Linked DNA regions of Homo sapiens: region 2 is linked to region 1. Evidence: read pairs that join two places in POLR2A ChIA-PET (ENCODE). Cell type or tissue: B cell. All regions are shown on one strand.

Region 1 (2,500 bases):
GTTTTAAGTACCTAACTTGCTAACTGGGGAACAAACCAGCAGATGGGGGAGGGAGTCAGGGTCTTTGGAAGATACCTACTGAGGGACAGGGCTGAGGGGAGGAGGCAGAGTGGCAGAGGGAGTGATTTGGGGAGGCACTGCTACGTGGAGGTGGTGCCCTGCCTTCAGCTTTGGCTCAGCAGGGCACTCAGAACATGAATTACAGCCGAAAGAGCTCCTTGGAAGGCTTGATCGTTAGCCATCACGTCTTTCACTTAAGGAAATGGAGGCCCAGAAAGGGGAAGGATGTTATTTGCAGCATGAGAGGAATTGGAGTCTGTTCTGCTGACTGTCTGGTCAGGTCCTTGACACAAAACCACCGTGGCAGTAGAGGCCAGGGTGTCCTGGGGAGCCGGCACAGCCCACTTCCTGCCTTAGCCCATCTGGCCCGGGATGGGCTGGCTTTGGCTGTTGGAGGTATTTGTGGCAGTGGCAATCCAAGAGAGAGAGGGTGTCATTTTAGTGATGCCAGAGATCTCCTGCAGCCCCAGCCCCTCATTCTCATTTGGAGCCTTCTTTGAGGTCTTGCTTAGGCCGGGGAGTTATGGCCTGTGGCTTCAGGTTGGGAATTTGCCACTGTAGAAAGGCATCACAGTACGGAGAAAAGTGGCCCAGCTTTGAAGCCATTTGACTTGGGTCTGAGCCTGACCTGACCATAGCTGCATGACCTCCCGGCTTTCTGATCCAGTTTCATCATCTGTAAAATGGGCCGAATAATACCTACCTTGAGTGAAGATGAATAATTATTTATATAAAGTTTTTTCCCCACAAAGTAGATGCCTATTAGATGGTACCCATTAATCTTGTTTTATATACCCTTATTGAGGTGTAATTGACAGACAAAACCCTGCACATACTTAAATTGTACAACTTGGTGAGTTTTGACATATGTATACGGTCATGAAACTATCCCCACAATTAAGCTAATGAACATAACGATTACCCCTAAAAGTGTCCTTCCGAGCTTTATCCCTCCTTCCTGCCCCCTTCCATCTCCTGCCCTCCATCCTCAGGCAACCACTGGACTAAGCTGCTTTCTCACACTATAGGTTCGTTTGCATTTTCTGGAGCTTTATGTAAATGGAATTATACAGCATGCATTTTTTTTTCATTCAGCGTAATTATTTTGCTGTTCATCAATGTTGTGTGTATCAGTAGTCCTAGTTGTGGATATACCACAATTTATTTATCCATTTACTTGTTGACACACATTTAGGTTGTTTCAAATTTTGGACTATTAAAATAAAGCCATTAGAATCATTTGTGGAAAAAAATGTTGTGGGGACATAAGTATTTATTTCTCATGAGTAATCTCCTAAGAGTAGAGTGGCTGGGTCATGTGGTGGGCGTTTGTTTAACTTTTAAAGAAGCTGCCAAACTGTTGCCTAGAGCACGGGTACCATTTTATATCACCACCAGCTGTGTACTAGAATTCCAGGCACTTCACTTCCTTGCCAACACTTGGTATGATCTATCTTTTTCTTTTTCTTTTTTTCTTTCTTCTCTTTTTCTTTTTTTTTTTTTTTTTTGAGACAGATTCTCACTCTGTGGGCCAGGCTGGAATGCAGTGGCGCAATCTCAGCTCACTGCAACCTCTGCCTCCGGGGTTCAAGCGATTCTCCTGCCTCAGCCTCCTGAGTAGCTGGGATTACAGGCACCTGGCCACCATGCCTGGCCTATTTTTGTATTTTTAGTAGAGACGGGGTTTCACCATGTTAGCCAGGCTGGTGTTGAACTCCTGACCTCAAGTGATCTGCCCGCCTCAGCCCCACAAAGTGCTGGGATTACAGGCGTGAGCCACAGCGCGCAGCCCATCTTTTTCATTTTAATAGGTGTATGGTGATATCTCATTGTGTTTTTTTGTGCATTCCCGTAAACACTAATGATATTGAGCTTCATTTTTATGTGCTTTGTTTGCCACCTGGATGGCTCCTCTGGTGAAATGTTTAGATTTTTTTACCCATTTAAAGAAAATTGGGTTGTTTGTCTTCTTATGATTGAGTTGTAAGGTTTCCTTATATATTCTACAGATAAGTCCTTTATTGGATATGCTTTGCAAAATTGTTCTCCAATTCTGTGGCTTGTACATGACAGGAGATGGAAGCAAGTAAGCTAATTATTGCAATTCAGTTGAATAAGTGCTGTGCACAGGAAGTGCAGAGGAAGAGCGGTGATCTCAGGATGGGGAGTCAAGGAAGCTTCCTTAAGGAGAAGCTATATGAATTGGATCTTAAAGGAAATGAAAAGTTATCTAGGCGAGGGAAGGGTAGCCTCAGTAGAAGTTCGTATGTGCCAAGGCATGGAAACAGGAAACGTCGTGGTACACACAGTACTATGAATAATTTGACCTGGTTGGAACACCAGGATTTTGGAGCGAAGAGTCTGAACTGGAATCCCAGTTTTCTTACTGGCTGGGTGCCTTTTCTTTTTATTTAACTTTTTATTTGGAAACGATTGTAGA
Region 2 (2,500 bases), 53 kb after region 1:
AATTCTGTAAAATATTTTCAAGAAGTTTATCCTGAGGCAATATGAGTTACTGTAGCTTAGAGAAAACACAAACCCAAGAAGCCTTGAGTGAGTGGCCCTGAGGCAGTTGGGCCATAGTCTGGTTTTATACATTTTAGGGAGACAGGCATTACAGGCAAGGATATCTGGAAATCAGTACATGGAAGGTAACTGGTAGTTCTGTCCAAAAAATGTGAGACATCTCAAAGTGGGGGAGGGTGCGGTGTTAGGATATATGTATTGGTGGTTTTTTTTTTTGTTTTTTTTTGAGATGGAGTCTCGCTCTGTCACCCAGGCTGGAGTGCAATGGCGTGATCTCTGCCCACTGAGCCTCTGCCTCCTGGGTTCAAGTGATTCTCCTGCCTCAGCCTCCTGAGTAGCTGGGATTACAGGAGCATGCCACCACGCCCGGCTAATTTTTGTATTTTTAGTAGAGATGGGATTTCACCATGTTGGCCAGGATGGTCTCGATCTCCTGACCTCGTGATCCACCTGCCTTGGCCTCCCAAAGTGCTGGGAATACAGGCGTGAGCCATCATGCCTGGACTATGTGTTGGTTTCCATGCATGTTTCCTGGCGCATAGCCCCATAGCCCTTGCTACAGTCTTGCTAGAATGCTGGGCTTTTTAGACTTCAGGGACAGGCCCTAAGAAACAGTCTCTCTCCTGCCGTCCTTTCACCTGCCCCAAGGCAAGGTTTTTATGTTTTCTGGCCTGACTGTGGGCCTTACAACCCTCCCATGAGGCCAGGCATAGTGGTTCATGCCTGTAATCCCAGCACTTTGGGAGGCCGAGGTGGGTGGATCACCTGAAGTCAGGAGTTCGAGACCAGCCTGACCAACATGGTGAAACCCCGTCTCTACTAAAAATAGAAAAATTAGCCGGGTGTGATGGTGGGCGCCTGTAATCCCAGCTACTCGGGAGGCTGAGGCAGGAAGAATTGCTTGAACCCGGGAGGCAGAGGTTGCAGTGAATCAAGATCATGCTACTGCACTCCAACCTGGGCGACAGAGCGAGACTCTGTCTCAAAAAAAAAAAAAAAAAAAAACCTTCCCATGAGAGGTTCCTACCCTATGCCCTGGGGGAAGAAATGCTGACGTCAAGGAAGCTTCTATAAAAACCCAAGAGGACAGGGTTGGGTGAACTTTCTGATAGCTTAATAGGAGGAGGTTCCTGTAGGGCGGCACAACCAGGGAGGGCGTGGAAGCTCTGCATCCCTTCTCCCATACCTTGCTCTACACATCTCTTCATCTGTATCCTCTGCAGCATCCTTGATGATAAACCAGTAAATGTAAGTAGGGTGTTTCCCTGAGTTCTGTGAGCCGCTCCAGCAAATTAATTGAACCCACGGAGAGGGGAACCCCAATGGAAGCTGGTTGGTCAGAAAGAAGTTCTGGAGGCCTGGACTTGTGACTGGTGGAGGGGGGATGTCTTGGACACTAAGCCCTCAATCTGTAGGATCTGACACTATTTCCAGGTAGATAGTGTTGGAACTGAATTAGAGGACACCAAGCTGGTGTCGCTGCTTGGTGTTGGGGTGGGACCCCCACACATATGGTCACATAAGTCATCTTCTGTGTTGATTGTTGTGGTGTGAGAGCAGAGGAAAGATGGCTACAGAGAGTTTTCCCTACACAGGGACTTGGGGGGTAGAGGGTTAGGGGAGGGCTGAGGGGCCTTACAAGTCTTAAGTGCGTTTTAGGGATTCTTTAGCTAACAGTAGCTGAGAGAGTCAAGTTATTGTCTAGTGACTTGAAGTCAGTAGGAAGGAATGCCTGAGTAAGATAAGGAGGTTGTGGGGGCCTAGGTCCTTGGAGCCTCATAGATAGCAGCCCTCTGGGTGAATAGATAGTGATTGTCTCTTCTCAGACCTTTGGGTGTCTGACTCTCAGTTAGAATCTCTCCTAGATCTGGGAAAGGCCTAGCAAGGGAAGAGACATTAATATCGATTCTCTGGAGATGCACGTTTCCCCCACCAAAGATGGCTTTGCAGTCCAAAGGCTGTCTGGCAGCCTTTTCCAAATATGTCAAAGAAATGTATTTTGGGGCAAAATATTTTAATTTCCTTCAGAGTCTGCTGTCTGTCATGTGATACTATACCAGAGTCAGGTTGGAGAGTAAGCCACATTTTACTGGGTTAATTAAAAAACCCATTTAATGAGACTGTATTGTTTCTAGGGTATGACTTAATCTTTGCCTTTTATGGCCTTAGGTATTGTGTATAGTTTGGTATCTTATTGTCATAAAGGGTCTGTTTGGTCAGTCTTATAATCTCTATTTTACCTTAATGCTGGTCACTTGTACCTAAACCCCAAAAGGGAGGGGTATGATGAGGGTGTAACCTCCTTTCTGTCATGGCTGGGAATTCAGTTTTTCAGGTTTCTCTGGGGTGCCCATGGCCAAAAAGGAGTCCATTCAGTTGGTTAGTGGGGGGCTTAGGATTTTATTTTTGGTTTACACCTCCTTCCAACCCTTGCTCAAAT

What was found. Peaks named below come from ENCODE experiments on the same cell type or tissue, not always from the same donor. Only the 100,000 strongest peaks of a DNase experiment are listed, where the experiment ranks them.
Region 2: POLR2A ChIA-PET joins it to region 1 with 7 read pairs; 8 of 35 experiments call an interaction of 5 or more read pairs at or near these places.

What each region holds. Positions count from the first base shown.
Region 1 is chr3:186,967,502-186,970,001 of GRCh38, forward strand. The region is part of intron 2 of ST6GAL1 (ST6 beta-galactoside alpha-2,6-sialyltransferase 1); the gene reads left to right. Among named protein-coding and RNA genes, the nearest start is that of ST6GAL1, 38 kb to the left of the region's middle. In B cell, no CTCF peak of the experiment used is centred here; no DNase peak of the experiment used is centred here; H3K27ac peaks cover 1,822 bases.
Region 2 is chr3:187,020,697-187,023,196 of GRCh38, forward strand. The region is part of intron 2 of ST6GAL1 (ST6 beta-galactoside alpha-2,6-sialyltransferase 1); the gene reads left to right. Among named protein-coding and RNA genes, the nearest start is that of ST6GAL1, 91 kb to the left of the region's middle. RefSeq lists a promoter at 706-1,283, a cis regulatory region at 1,190-1,283 and an enhancer at 1,286-1,555. In B cell, no CTCF peak of the experiment used is centred here; DNase peaks (open chromatin) are centred at 675 and 1,145; H3K4me3 peaks cover 1,973 bases; H3K27ac peaks cover 2,500 bases.